2 separate regions of the Mus musculus genome follow, and region 2 is linked to region 1. Evidence: chromatin loops called from intact Hi-C (ENCODE). Cell type or tissue: left cerebral cortex. All regions are shown on one strand.

Region 1 (8,000 bases):
AATAGCATATCAAGAATGGCTAACCTCACAGAAGGGAGCAAAAATGATCTCTTGTAAGATGCCGAGCATGCCCACGTTTAGGAAAAGCCCCCTTGGCTCTCGTCCACACCTAACAGATACAGGCAGGTTGATAACTGACTTGGGGAACAACCACGGTCAGCAGAAGGTGGAGAATGAGAGAGAAGACCGAAGGAACAGTGACAGTGACACTTAGCCATGACTGACCTCCAGCAATAGAACCCAGTCCAAACCTGTAGGCTGACTCTGCGAGCTGCAGAAGAAAGGGCCGAGCAGCATCACCCGAGGCCTTCTGCTTCACGCGTGCCATAAGCAGGAAGCAAGCAAGCCGAGAAAAGAACAGAAATGCATACGGTCACTTAAAATATCACTCGCTGGACTCTCAGTCTCATATAAAGCAAATACAAAAAGGAGAACTCGGTGCAAGTCCATCAATTCCTTATTAATAAAAGTGTTTGCTGCTAAGCATGGCTGAAATCATACTGAGACATATAATCACCACGTGAAAAATAACATTATAACCAATTTTCAAGTGTTCAATTCTCAGAACGATCATAAAAATGTCAGTGTAAAAACTTATCAAGGAGACATCATTCTTGATTCATCAAACTGGCTTTTTAATTTGAATTTTTGTCTTTGTTTTAAGTGGTAATACTTGGATTAGTAAGAATTATTAAAATGTTGTTCTCAAACTCACTGTTAAAGCAAATATGAGCTTTTGAAACTATAATGACATACACTTAAGTTGAATTTAAACTCTGATGCTGCGATTCTTACTTAAAGTTACTGGAGAATGACAGTGAAGCACAGGGAAAAAAGGAGTCGGCTCTTTCAAAAGCAGCACTCAGTGCAAAACTTCTGGAGCTACACTAAATGACCAATGAGAGAGGATTAAAATACTGTAGTGGTGAGCACAGAGGCACATCTTCACTCCCAGTGCTTAGGAGGCAGTCAGATCTCTGCGATCTGGGCCAGCTTGATTTACATAGCAAAGCCAAGCAAACCAGAACTACAGACTCAAAATTAAATAATAGAATACCATCACTCTTAAAAACGAAAGTACATCATTTAAAATGGTATCCTTAAAGATCAGATGTTGGTAAAGAAAAACGTTCACAAAACTCTTCCTTTTTTTTCTTAAATTTTTTTTTTAAGATATTTTCTTCATTTACATTTCAAATGCTATCCCGAAAGTCCCTCATCCCCCACCCCACCCCCACCCTGCTCTTCTTTTATAAAGAAAATGTGAGGAGTGGGAAAGATGGTTCAGTACTTAAGAGAACAGGCTGCTCTTCCTGGGAATCCAGGTTCAATTCCTGGCACCCACACACATGGCTGCTCACAACCTTGTGTAACTCCAGTCTTTGGGATCTGATGCTTACAGGCATGCGTGTGTTACACCCATGGACATACAAAGAAGGCAATACATTTTAAAAAGGAAAGAAAACGAGCTAAAGGCGCATGACAGGTGGGTAGGTGTTTGTTATATTCCTTTTGTATTTATTAAGTGTTTGAAATATTTCATGGCATTTTCTTTACGTGTGTGAGTGCTTTGCCTGTTGTATATATATATATATACCACATGTGTATCCAGTGCCCATGAGGGTGCAGTATCTCCAAAGCAGGAGTTAAAGATGGTTGTGAGCCACCAAGTGGGTGCTGGGAACTAAACCCAAGTTCTCTATAAGAGCAACAAGTGTTTTCTTTACAGTTGAGCCCTTCATGGTATTAAAAAAAAATTAAGAGAGTAGAATATGAAGGCTTTTGTTGATGGTGTTAAAATTGTTTGTGGATATATATGTATATATACATATATATGTACTATATATACATACATATATATATATATGTATGTGTATATGTAGATATGTATATATACACATATGAAACTAGTATGATATTTTGGCATCTCTATCACCCAGTGACACTCAAAATGTTTATGATGGTCATACTGAATAGATGAATTATAGTTGATAGAATTTTCCTTTTTTTTTTTTTTTGGCCATCTTCCTAAAATTCATATTTCAAGGCAACCAGATAGTTTGTTGTTGCTTTTCTGACCTGTTATCACTAGTATTACTGAGGCCAAACTACTTTTAAATATTGTACTACCCTGTCTGTGTAAATAAAATATTAACTTTGTCACACAGAGTTGTCGAGTGAGAGTGACATTCAGTCAGCACCTAATAACACCTGTTGAATGAATAAATGCATTTAATAAAACTTGTTTTCAGAAGGCTCGATAATTAACATCAGTGAACAATGAAAACAATCACCAACCTCAGCTACCAACCCACTGAATTTTAACTGCTGTCAGGGCAACACAATTCCAATACAATGAGATCATTTGAAATCTTCAGTCATTTAACTGAAAACAGCTTTACAGAGAAATATGCATGTCTAAGAAGGGAAAACATTTCTTCCACAAATTCCATGCGTTGTCTCCAATTCCACCCCTGTAGTCTACCTTCATGGTGACAGATGCATTCAAAGAAAGCACACTATTTTATTTACATGCATGAGAACATGCCATACTAAAGATGCTCTGGCCTCAAAATAATGAATGAGAGTATTTTGAAGATGTTAAAGGAAGGAACCTGCCATTATTGCTAATTCTTCCTGGAAAGGACAAATATGTTCTTAAAATGACACGAAGGGTAAAAGCGTCCATCTGCATGGCTCCCCACAGGCTGTAGGGTGCTAGGATATGCAAAATGCTCATGCGTAGAGCACCTGACTTGCTTGATCTTCCAGGTGCAGTGGGGGTCATGTATTAAAAAAAAAAATCACCCTAGATTTCAGGTAGGTTTGCCATAAATTGCTCTAAACCTCTGAACACCGGCCAATCACTTCCTACTGTAAATCTCTTCAAATTCCTCCAACCCTTTCGAGGCCAGTACCAGCAAGCACCCATTATAAGCCCCCTCAAAGCTGCAGAGGGCACACAGGGAAATGAAGAGGTGCTGCTGCCAGTGGGGAGAGCAGGGGAGATCTGAAACAGTCCCTCTACTTTCCTTAATCCCCAAATTTCTACAATAGCTGGTGGCATGCAGACGAAGAGATAATTACCTCAGACACAGTGTCTGAAATCAAAGGGAGGAGAGAGCAAGGCTGCTTCCTCCTCTGCCCAGGATTACACAGTTCGTTCTCCTGCACCAGGGGGAATGGCTTCCTCTTTTAACCACAGCCAGCTGGTTTCCCAGAGGTGCCTAGTTAGGATTTACCGAGCACACACCCACTCCTTCCATTTCCATGCCGCACACAACTCGCTGCTGCCCTTGGGTGGGAAGGAGCTAAAGTGGTGGTGGTGGTGTGTGTGGGGGTCCTGGCTCCAGGCCTGACAGTCCTAAAAATGCAGCCAGCGTCAACCCATTGTGGTCAAACTGGCGTCGCTGTTCAGACCCAGAGCTCCAAGCCAAAAACAGTTAAGTCTCACAAGATTCGAAGATGGCTTTGCCTTAAAGGAAGTCCTTTTCTTAAAAAAGAAAAAAGAAAAAAAAAAAAAAGACATTCTGTCTGTTCATGGATTTATTTTACAAGCACCATGCAGGCATAGCCCATGCAATGAAGGCATGCTCTCTCAGGCCCAGCTACAGAGCAAGGAGGTCCTGTGTCTTAAGTTTCTGACTCCCACAACTTTGAGACATGGGCTTCTGTTAACCATAAAATAAAACCTAGCATTCCTAACATTGTTTCCACATAGCTTATGAATCCTTTCACAGAGAAAATAGGTCTAAAAGCCTCTGAACTATGACTCCAGACTAAACAAAATTATCTCATTTCGATACTCAGAAAAAAAACGGAAGGCATGGCTGTTAGACAACGCTCTGACAGTACCCCACTGAGGTGCAACGTTATCGTTCATTTAGCAATGCCAGATGCTGCTGGGGACAGTCACAAGAGCAAGTGCTTCATGCCCATATCCCTCAGTACCAGATGTGAGGAAGAAAAGAACTACTTGTTTTTGGAGTGTTGGGATTTCCATTGTTGGGGCCACAGCCCCGTCTTTCTAAGAAACACATGCTCGTATCTGTTCACCAGAAGGTTGCTCAACAACTCCCCTTTCAGCCTCCTCAAAATGCCTGAATTTGGGGACCAGAATTGGAAAAACAGTTAAGTCAGAAACCAATGCTGGGAATCCAATGGACGTGCTAGCGGCCTGGGTATCTCTGGAAAGCACCAGGAGAGAAGTCACTCCCACCACTCACCTGCCTCTGGGCCTCGGCCAAGTTGAAGGGTAACATTCCTTCCTCTAGAGGGGCGATCCGCTCAATGTCTGCTAAGGTCATGCGCCTGCACGGAAAGCAAACAATGATGAAGTCCCAGATTTCTTAAATTTACATTATGGAATTCTAGAACTTTCCTTTTATCACTTCCCATATTTCAGTGTGGGCCTTCATTATTTGGTTTCTGTCTTTCTTGCTGAAATCTCCCTACACCTAGCTCCTAACCTTATTTTATTAAACTAACTTTAAAAAAAAAAAAAGCAACTTACCCCCTCGGCTCATATAAATCTGCTAACTGAAACAAGATGTCAACTTCCATGGGTGTAACCTGACCAAACTTCTGGGCTGCCAAAGCGAACTCCTCTGTATGGAAAAGAGAGAGAGAGAGATTCAGAAAGATCGACGCTAAATTCGGTGTTCAGCCAAAGCGCTGGAGGAGTGCACATCACCACAGTTATCATGAAGTCATCCCAGCTCTTTCTCCCACTTGTTCAAAGGATGCAGAACTCCATTCCAACCACCACTGGGAGTAAAGCCATGTGAATGCTCTAACAAATGACACCGGACGGGATTCAAACTACACTGACATTTCAGATACCCAAGTTATTTTTCTAGGTTTTTTTTTTTTTTTTTGTGAATCCTATTGAAATGCTGATAATTTCTTCTTCAAGTTCATGGATCATATTATGCTATCATCAATACAGGTTTGTGGGACCCACATGTGTTTTTGAGGTCCACTGACCGTTTAGCTTAAGTTCTTGTAAAAAACAAAAAGATTCAACAAATCCTATATCTTCACTTCATTCAAAGGCTGTTTTCTGTTTTTCAAAAACTGAGTGTACATTGCTTTGTTTGCTTTAGTTTGTCTGATCAAGGTCTGGAGGACACACATCACCAATTTTACCAGTATGAATGGGATAGCAAATTCTACTATAAACTCCAGACTGCCTTCTTCACTCCCTGTCCCCTGCTCCCTAAGACACTTGAAACAAACATTTTGTTATGCTCACTCACCCTTAGTCACCTCCACGTCTTTCCTGTTGCCAGCCAGAGTACTGTAGATCTTCCTAATGAGTTCCATGTTGTTAAGGAGCGAATTAAATCCATTAAAATAGGAGAAGCTAACTTGATGGGACCTAGTGCCTCCAGCAGCCTTGCCAAGTTGAAAACAAGAGAGAGATGAAAAAAAAAAAGATAGAAAGGGCAAGAGGTTACAAAAGTACATATATTAATCACTGTTTTGGAACTAAAGGGGAATGAATATACAAAAAAAAATCACAATATTTTTCTTTCACTTTAGAAAAAAAAAAAAAGCTAGAAGTGAATTTTAAAAGTGACTGCAGATAATCATGACCAGGACTTATACAAGCCCTGGAAAACTAAATAAATACATGTGTAGGATTATAACAGGACCAGTAGTCATTTACAGAGTTCAAATTTCAGTTGGAAATGTTTTATAAGTTGGTTTATTTCATCTAATGAGCAAATCTTAAGGCCTTAAACATAGAAATGATAGCACCCACTTGTTCATGCATGCAAAACTGCATTATGTTGGTGCAGACATACTCTGAGAAGCAGCTAACGCATCCTTAATATCAAAAGTTGTCTTAATACTTAAACCAGCAATAAATAATCACTTAAGTCCCGAGACTTTACATTGGTGGACTAGCTAAAAGAACACGTGTGCTCTGGTAATATTTGAAGATGCCATGTGCCTATGGGGGTCGAAACTGATCGAAGTTCTAATAATCAGAATTTTTAAACATCTTTCTTCTCTGTGAATGGAACTTCAGTTTGGGATTTCTAATTCTATCCGTCCCTAACAAGGCAAAATATTTTTATTAGGAAAGCGCTTTTTTAAAACAGCCACATAAATCTTCCCTTAGTAATCATTCAAAAGAGCTGACATGAGAGGTCACCTGGGAGGGGCGGTGCGGGGGGTGGAGGGGATTGACATGGAGCCAGAATGGGAAGGGCCATGTATTGGAAATGGAGCACCAGGAAACGGAGAGACTTGAAAGGTCAGCACTGTGGGGAACCCAGATGGCTGTGAACGCACTCACAGTCCAGCAAAGGGAGAGTTTCCAGAGATGTGGCTCCCAAAGCGCAGGAATCAGCTAGAAGCTTTAACATTTAGATACTGAGATGTAGCTGCCCATCGGTAGTGAAGCGAGACCTACAGGAAACCTGGATTCCATCTGTAATGATCTTCCCTGGTGGTCTAGATTGTCCGTGGCCAAAGCCTGGAACCACTACCGAGCATGCTTCATGACACCTCTGAGTTCCAAGAGGCAGTAAGGACATCAGCTGGACATCCTTTGGGATGGGATAACTATGACACACAATGGCAGGGATCTGCCTATCACAAGTACTACTGCAACCCCAACAGACACCAAGTGACAATGAGAAATGTAAGCTTTAGACCTTCGGATCTATCTGTGACTCCAACCAGACAGCCAAGTGTGCATGTCTGCAGAGGTGCCTGCCTGTGTGTTTCTTTTTCCTTAAATTAGAAACACAAAATCAGCAAGTTGACATATCTTAAAAAATAAGGCAAAATGAAGATGAAGTCATAAATTATTTTTGTTGTTCCTCTTTCTTTGTAATTAGTTACTAACAGATGGACCCCATGTATTTATGAATTCTACCTATGCAAATGGAACCAAACAGAATTTTGCAAAGATTTTGGGCGGGGATTACATCTGCACTGAATATGCACAGATGTCTTCTGTTGGCATTATTCCCTGACCAGCACAGCAAAACAAAGACTTAAAAATACTGCACTAGATATTACGAATAATCTAGCCATGATTTAAAGTAAGAGAAAATTCATGCACATTATATCCAAAGAGATGTCACTGTGAAGAAATGATCTGAGGGCCTGCAGACTTTAGCATTTGATAGGACCCCGGTACAAGCCTCCAGGGACAGTAAGAAACCACTGAACACATCCCTGAAACACACAATGCAGACAATCAATGAACCTACCCACTAAAATGAACCAAGATATATTTTGGTTTGCAAGGGTGATAATATACATGATCACGTTAGGGTGTTAAACAAGGACTGCTCTTTATTATTCCCGTTAACTTGGCACAAATTAGGGAGAATAAACTACTTCATTAGGACAATGCACAACTTACAGCTACTAGACATTCCTCAACAAAAGGCGTCAGGACATGGGGACGGATGGTGACCATGATGTCCCGGAAGTCAATGGCTGAGACTTTGCCTGTCTTGGCATTGTCTCGTTGCACAAAGGCTTGCTTCGCGTGCTCCAACTGTATTTCCTACGGTTAGAAAAGGTAAGACAGTTAATTTATGTCTCTTTCTTACTGCAAATGACTGCTCATTTTTAAATCAAACAAAAGAAATAGGCCTACATCGTGATTTCACAGGCCCCACCTGCCTGTTTAAATGCGTCCCCCTAAACTACATTTTCCTTTGAAAGAAAAGAACATTTTTCAGAGCAGTGAATATAAAGTTAATAAAGTACCCTGCATTTTAAAGCTTACACTCAGCAGGAACAGAGCCAGGCATGGTGGCACAGGTCTGTGATCTCAGCCCTTGGGAGGAGGGGTGGGGAGATCAAGTTGAGAGATTGTCACAGACACATTGTGACTCTGATGTCAACCTGGGCTATATGAGAAAGCTCTGTGTCTAAGTTACTGTTCTAATGCTATGAAGAGGCACCAAGGCAACTCTTATTTAAAAAAAAAAAAAAAGCATTTAATTAGAGGCTTGTTTCCAGCTTTA
Region 2 (8,000 bases), 770 kb after region 1:
CCCACTCGCTTCTGCGAAGCACCCTTCTATGGGTGCGGACAGCGTGGCCCTCATCTACCACCCAACTTGGCGCCCGCGGGGTTACGGATGCCCTGGGTACCTGCCTCCCGCCCCCGCGCGCCTACCTGGCTGGCTGGTGGCACTCGGGACGCGGTTGTAGGCGCCGCCGTACTGGTGGTAGGGGCTGGCGTAGCCGTAGTCGGCATAAGCCTTGGCCGGGTAGCCGGCTGCGGAGCCGTTCACGCCGTGGTACTGGTACTGGTAGGGGTTGAGCGCTTTGCCATAAGAAGCAGAGGTAGGAGAGCAGTAGCCGTGCGGGGCGGCCCCCGCGGGACTGTAGTAGTCAGAATCGGTGGCCGAGGACTCGGGCAAAGTTGGCGATTCCTGAGACGGGTGGTGCATGGCGGCGGACGTCGGGAACGGAGCTTGGAAGTCGCCGGATCGGATGCTTGGGACTCTTCTGTCAAACACTCCTGTCATAGCTCCCGGGCGGTGGCTGTTCTTCTACTGCGGCGGCCGCTGCTGCCTGAATTGGCTGTGGAGCTGCTCTGGTCTAAGCAGACATGGCTGTGGGAGCGAGGGAGGAGGAGGAAGAGGAGGAGGCGGCGGCGGCGGCGGGGAGGAGGAGGAGGAGGAGGCTGGGAGTCGTGGAGGCTCTGTCTCCCGCAGGCTGACTGCTGGCTGAGGCGCAGCACAGCCTTGGTTAAATCCTTAATTGCGCGCTTACGCACAGCGGGGTGGATCGGGTTCCATTGGCCAGGGCTTCGGGAGCAGAGCAACACCCTAACTCGTCCAACTAGTTTTAGCACAACAAAGCATTGCTTAAAGAGAGAGAGAGAGAGAGAGAGAGAGAGAGAGAGAGAGAGAGAGAGAGAGAGAGAGAGAGAGAGGCGTACAAGGAGAGAGAGAGTGTGTGTGTGTGTGTGTGTGTGTGTGTGTGTGTGAGAGAGAGAGAGAGAGAGAGAGAGAGAGAGAGAGAGAGAGAGAGAGAGAGAGAATATGAGTTGTTCCCTGTTGGGGGAGGGAGGGTCTCAGTCGATCTCTTTTTAGTGAATAGCTTCGACAAACCAAGCAGTCCCAGGGCCTAGCTCCGTGCTGTTTGAAGACAACGTGTTCCAATCAGCAATCTCAAAAGTACAGTTTAGAGGATGCGGTTCTTGATGCTCTTTTCTTGCTCCACACCTACCAGTCCTCTCCCCCCTCCTCCGACGGAGACTGTAGGAGAGAGCACCGCTGTGGGACTGTGTGCAGAGGAGGAGCAGTGTTAGATGGCAGTGAGAACAAATGGAGAACAGCATTGTCTTAGTGGGATGATGGGAAGCAAGTTGCAACTAATTTATGTTGAAAATTTGTAAACTGGAAAACAGTTGGACACGCAGCAAGCGCTTTTGCAGAAGCCCCTGTTTCTCAGGACTCCACAGAGATGTCCAAGAATCTAGACGTCCCCAGTGGCAACTGAAGTCTTTACAGGGACTGCTGAAAATCAATGTCTTTCATTCCTGAATACCTTGCCACTGCCTGAACTCTCTTAGTTGGCTTTCCCAGAGAGCTGAGCAGCCTTTTGGTTTTTTGCTCAATATCCTCGACTACTTGGAAGCTTCTAGAATGGCTCTTGTCTCAGTTCAGGAGCCAGATTCCTGCAAACGTGAATTGATTTGGGTGTGTGACCTATAGTGTGCCTCCAGACCAAATGGAGTATGAAGACCGAAAAGTAGGCAAGGAACCAAGTCCGCTTGGGAGATGGGGTTTCGATCATGGACGACCCTCTCCTGGTTCCATTACCTACATCCACTCCAATCCCCCTCTCAATTCTTGAGTTTGGGTTCTGTAGCATCCCCCATTATTTCCTGCCTACTGAGCATCTTCGTTTATGTACAAAGGGAGCAGGGTTCAAGACTCATACACTGGCCACAGACCACCAGAAGAAGTTTATTTTGTCAACATGGGCTTTTCCTCTAGTTATGATTGAGTGAGGCCTTAGGAATGTGTTCTGATCCTCACTCAATGCTGTGTCTACTCCCCTCAAAAATGAGTTGTATCCTATTTTGGGCCTCCTTTTGGCCAGGAACCTGGGAGTGTCATTGAATGTTCAGGGTGGAATCTTCTGGTTCCTCTTCTGGTTCCCCTTTTGCCAGGGGAAGAAGTGAAAATCTGCCTGAGTTTTGTCTGAGGTTACTTTGTTCTTGTTTTGGCAACCAAGGACTCCAAGCCTCTGTCAGAGAGCTGGAAGCAGGAGGTCAGTCCCTCTCTGGAATCTGGAGCTGCAACTGGAAGCAGCAACACGTGCCTCAGGTGCACATGGGCCCCATAAACCCAGGCTACTGTTGCTTTTCCTTGGCTGTACAACTTCAGCTTTTGTCAACAACGAGAGGGAGCTAGCATGCAGCAGGGCCACCCCTTTCTTCATCTGGAGTCCCTACTTGCAGCCTTGGTGTCTCTAGATTTCCCTTCTGACACAGATGTGTGGGTTTAACAAATGTTTGCTGTTCCTTGACACTGATCCCTTGCCTTTGATTTTCATGTGGCTGTCCAGGCTCTAGATTTGCACTGAGTGTCTTCAAGGAGGCAAACGTACTGCTGACCTTACTGGATTATGATTGCGGTCTGCTCTAAAGATGCTCACCTAATCCATGGGGCCTTACAAATCAATGCCTTGAGCTGGTCAAAGTGTTCAGAGGTTATAAAAAAAAAAAGTGCAGAGAGATGGGTGATCCCATCACAGGCCCCAATTTTATTTACTATAAATTTAAATGTAATAACCAGGAGGAAAAAGGTCAGCATGGTCATTATCGCCAGAAGGAGTCTAATAGTTCTCTTAAACCTTGGTGAGAAGGCAGCTTCCCATGACCCTGATACTGGAAACTGCAGATATACTTCATGTTATATTGGTAAGATAATTCTACATCTTGCTAGCATTTACTCGCTGCTTCCTTTTCTCAGTGGAGATATGCATTTACACATATGGATGTACACACATACATTATTGCACATGTCTGTATATATTACACATATATACACATATACGCATGTAAAGATATATTACACACAAAAATGTATTTATGAACAATGAAATATATATATACATATATGAATAATGAAAAAGGATGGGTAAGGAGAAAAGAATGCGCCATCTCTACATATAACCTGAAGTGCTGAAAGACTGGCCTTTATGCAGATGTAAACCTGTTGTAGTAAGTCCAGTTCAGGGTGAAATCACCAACTTGGAGCCTCTTTGAAATTCACCAATCTCAACTTTCTTTATGGCTTTTCTGAGTTGAGTTTTGTCACTTTCCATCCTTTCCTTAAATACAGTCAAGTAAGGGCCACTATAGACAGCCTCGAGTCTGCTCACAATATGTAGTCCTGTTTCCTTTCACAAGGACACTCCCTGTGTTCTGTGTGCTGCAGGCCGAGCTACAAGTCTGGTCAGCACTTTTGGAGCCACACTTTGGGTTTTTTTCTGGCCAGGGATGTTAATTTTGTCAGTTCTGAGGAGGTGGATCTGACGCCATGGCTAGGGATAGTACACTAGTGCTTCTCAAATCCCAACTGACGCATCGGCGGAGAAAGGATCCCATAGTATCACAAATTCCTCCAGCAAAGCTCCCTGCTGAGACATGTAGGGAGCCTGTAATTTCTTTGGGTAGCTGAAGTTTGCAAAGGGCTTGTGGCGATGGGGGGGAAAAGACCCTAAAGAAGCGCAAGCCTTTACCACGAGCGCCACCCAGTGTCCGCCAGGAACAGTGTGGATTCAGCAAATGTCCCCAGCTCAGAATCACTCAGGCTGGTCTTGAAAGGCGGTCATGTTTTGTCTCAACTTCCAATAAACCCTTTTCTCCATACCACGCTTTTTCCTTTCTCTCTTACATAGTTGTGAGGCGATTGGAGGACGTTGAGAGTCATCCTCTTTCTAGACAATCTGAGGCAGCACTCCCCTTTCCATGCAAATGAGGGCCAGTCAGGCTTCTGCTGGAGAGTGGTGCCACTCTGAGTCAACAGCGTAAACCCCACGGAAGGCGAGTTTGTACGGGTATGCCATTTTATATATTTTATATATTCACTTATTTAGATGCAGAACCTCATGTATCCCAGGCTGGCCACGAACTTTCTGTGTAAAAAAGGATGGTGTGGTGCTGGCCATCTAACTCAGGGTTTGTGCTTGCCTCATCTGTCAGCTGAGCTACCCCTTCCCCAGTAGGTCAGATAAATTAATGGCAATATTAAGTCTTTTCCCTTTTCTGCTCCATCTGAAAATCTCTTTAAGTGGGAATAGAGCATCCCTTAACTTTGAGTGTGAGACTCACTTCAATGCACAAAAAAAATCTAAGGTTTTGTTTTTAAAGATGGGAACTTTATATTACATTTTACACAGCATTCAGATACAGGATTGCATAATATATGCTGGTGTTACACATGCACACTTGATGTAAGCAAGGCTGTCTTGGATATATATATATATATATATATATATATATATATACATACATATATATATACACACACACACACATATGTATATATATGTGTGTGTGTGTGTGTGTGTGTGTGTGTGTGTGTATGTGTGTATCAGGGTCACATCTGCTTTTTTTTATTAAAGTCTTGTGCTTTGTCTTTTTCTTTATTTGCCACGGAGAACTGCTAGCAGGGAAGGTCTCTGTTGTGTTTTTATTGATCATGATTCATGGAGGGCGTGTTTGTTTGTTTGTTTGTTTTTGTTTGAGACAGGGTTTTTCTGTGTAGCTCTGGCTGTTCTGAAACTTACTCTGTAGATCAGGCTGGCCTCAGTCTCAGAGATCTGCCTACTTCTGCCTCCCACATCCTGGGATCAAAGGTGTGTGGGCATGGATTGTGTATTTATTTATTTATTTATTTATTTATTTATTTATTTCACAGATCTCAAAAACAAGACTGATTGGGTCATGCGTTCTGTGAAGGCAGATCTGAGTAACCACTTTATTTCAATAACACCATAGCTATCTTTGAGATAGAGCACTATGATTGCATAATAACTTAGTAAGTTATTAAAGGAATAGCTCTACACTGTTCTGTATGATGGCCATGTGACTGCAGTTCTATGGATCGATATGATTAGATGAGAGTAGTGACTGGGAAAACTAAGGAACAAACTGCTGATCACTGATGTTGGCGATGCAAGTGAGTGGCCTGTGCTACCCACTCTGGTCAAAAACTGACTCTCTGAGGTGGTTATGAGTTAGCAAAACCATTTAGTCCCCCATCTACGATCAAAGTTTTTGTTTTATGTTTATGAGGCCTAGGCCAAGTCAACACGTTCAGAAGCCCATAGGAACTGACAATTAAGCCACCTTGGGAGGGAGAGGGGGAAAAAAGGAGCCCAAAAGAGCAGTAGAAGAAACAAAAGGAAAAATTCTTCCTGTTTGAAAACTAATTACAATACCCCCTTACCTTTGCTTTAAAATATATATGTCTGGAGTTAGAGATTGTCTTCAACAAAATAACTTCGAAGGGCTCACGATTAGATAATTATATAAATATTCTGAATAAATTAAAAATCTCCAGAGACAAAACCATTTTCCACTTAATTTTAACCTAATAAGATGTTCAGTTTATTTCGAATGATAGCGTATCATAGAGCTGTACATATTTTGTTTTTTATAATTAAGACATGAAACTGTGTTTATTCATTTAGCTTAAACATAACTATTTAGGAAAAGACATCAAGTATCCTCTCAAATCTATTCTATATGAGATGAATTTGGCACAGCACAGCTGAAAGCACTTCAAGTTTATCTAAGCAGGAAGTAAATGGGTTTCCATTATTACATGTCTTTGCAAACCAAAATCGTGGCACGTTTTTCATCGTAAGCTCAGAAGATGATCTCTGTGAAAGGAAAGTTTGGCTGTGATACTATTTATATAACATTGATTCTTAAGTGTATATGAATATTCCAGTTACAAATGCCCCTGGTGCAGTTATGGAGAACGGAACTGTCAGGTGGGGATTCAGTAACCTGGGCGAGTTTAAGTCATCGACAGTGGCATACTGACTGCAGGCTTACGTTAGACTTTAAACTTCTGAGGCTGGGTAAATGGCTTGGTAAAGTGCTACCGTGCATGAATGAGAACTGGGATCCAGATCCTGAGCAGTCAGTTAAAGGCTAAGAATACTAACACAAGCCTAAGACCCCAGCGCTGGTGAGGCAGAGGGGCAGACACGGAGAGCCTGTCTGCCAACCTAGTCAAACGGCAAGCAAGTTCTAGGTTCAAATTAGATAATCTGCATAAAACAAAACAAAGGCAAAGAGATGAGTGAAGCAGATAGTCATCATTAACCCCTGGCCTCCACACAGCTACACACGCTCACATGTGTGCGCGCACACACGCATATACATCATAACACACATGCACACTCACACATGTGCATAAACATATATACATCATAACACATACACACACATGCCCGCATACACATGTACATCATAATACACCACACACACACACACACACACACACACACACACACACACACACTCACTGACTTGAGGCCTCTGTATCTTATGATATAGCAACACTGTGCAAAGATGTAGAAAACCATTTCTAAAGTCAAATCTATTCAGAGTTCTCAAACACAGTGAGCCGGGTAAAGTTTGCAGAGCAAGAGAGGGCATGAAGGTGGATGGTAGCAGCTCCCGGCATGTTGATGGCATGCTGCACCTGTCCAGGAGCTCTGGATTTGTGAATGAAAGCCATATACATACACCAGCTAATTTGGATATGCCTTGACTAGCTCAATGACTGGGCATTTCTAAACCTCCCCACGGCTAGCACACACCCCTCCGGTATTCCTGAGTTAACATCTTTTAAAATCTATATTTCATCTCTGCTACCCGTTACCTTCTGGGGAGCCATAGGGCTGTATTCCTTTCCACCTACATTGCTGGATGGTTTCTCCCCTGCAGCTCTTGATTCTGATCCCTCTGTCTCTGAGTCCTGGTTATTCCCTTTCCTTCTTTCCCTTGGTCTCTTGTCTGCGCAATCTAAGTCCTATCTTTGTCTCCCTACCCAGCCATTGGCTCTATGGCAGTCTTTATTACCAATTGAAGCCAGATGGGCGCAGGGACCCTCAGGTCTGGAAGCGAGGCTTTGGGGAGCCAAATTAAGACAAAGCATAAGAACCAATTCCCAACAGCGGATGATATAATTTTATGAAACTTCATTGCACTCTGCCCTAATTATATCATTTTAATAGACTAAAACAAACAAAAAGAAAACACAAAACCTTTTCTACAGCTGTGTTTATTGCCTTATACCTTTTATAAAGAAAAGAATCTTAAACAGGCAACCCCAGCCTGAGATAAGAGGTCCTCCTGCTGAGTCGCACAGCATAATCAAGGGAAGGCACAGTGCCCACCTGGACTCACGTTTCTCTGTTCTTGCAGAAGAAAATGAAGACAGCAGAAAAGAAAAGTCAATAGCTTCCATGAGTGCGGTGCAGCTGACGGGGCCGTGGAGCCTCTCTGAAAGCCGTGAACAGAAAACACGTGTTTCCTAGGTTCTGGAATCTTCTCAATAACCCTTGACTTAGCGAGTCAACTCTAGCGGCAGATTCTACATCCTTGCATCCAACCAACCTTCTATTGAATCTATTTCTGAAGAGAAACTATGCATGAAGAAGATGGTAGACTTTCATTTCCCTGTCATTATTCTATGGGTGTAGCATTTGCATTGTGTTAGTCAGTCTGAGGAATTTAGAAAGACCGCAGATAGATCATGTGCAAATATCATGTAATTTTGTGTAATGATAGTATGCTTGCTTGGAGGCTGGGCAGAGAGGAATGATCATCTAGTCACAGGGAGCAGTTGATTAAAATCTACTTTTTCAACATTAAATCTTTAATAATTGTTAACATGCTATGTATCAGAAGAGCACGGGTGCTACAAGCATTTGGTGATGCTTATAAGCAAATATTTGTAAATATATTCACTCATGTCAATTTATCAATACATGCTGATTCTTAAGG

What was found. Hi-C counts contacts between places; a loop is a spot of excess contacts. Peaks named below come from ENCODE experiments on the same cell type or tissue, not always from the same donor. Only the 100,000 strongest peaks of a DNase experiment are listed, where the experiment ranks them.
Region 2: a loop joins it to region 1, with 2.1 times the contacts of the local background. A loop is called at or near these places in 15 of 42 quality-filtered maps.

What each region holds. Positions count from the first base shown.
Region 1 is chr6:6,109,712-6,117,711 of GRCm38, forward strand. Slc25a13 (solute carrier family 25 (mitochondrial carrier, adenine nucleotide translocator), member 13) reads right to left here. Exons shown (of 18, transcript NM_001177572.1): 6 at 7,388-7,534; 7 at 5,259-5,397; 8 at 4,514-4,607; 9 at 4,227-4,311; 10 at 226-310. Among named protein-coding and RNA genes, the nearest start is that of Slc25a13, 100 kb to the right of the region's middle. In left cerebral cortex, no CTCF peak of the experiment used is centred here; a DNase peak (open chromatin) is centred at 3,259.
Region 2 is chr6:6,881,407-6,889,406 of GRCm38, forward strand. It overlaps Dlx5 (distal-less homeobox 5), which reads right to left and starts at 662. Exons shown (of 3, transcript NM_010056.3): 1 at 126-662. The coding sequence starts at 480. In left cerebral cortex, a CTCF peak has its summit at 3,723 (motif pointing left); DNase peaks (open chromatin) are centred at 573, 1,172 and 3,629; H3K4me3 peaks cover 603 bases.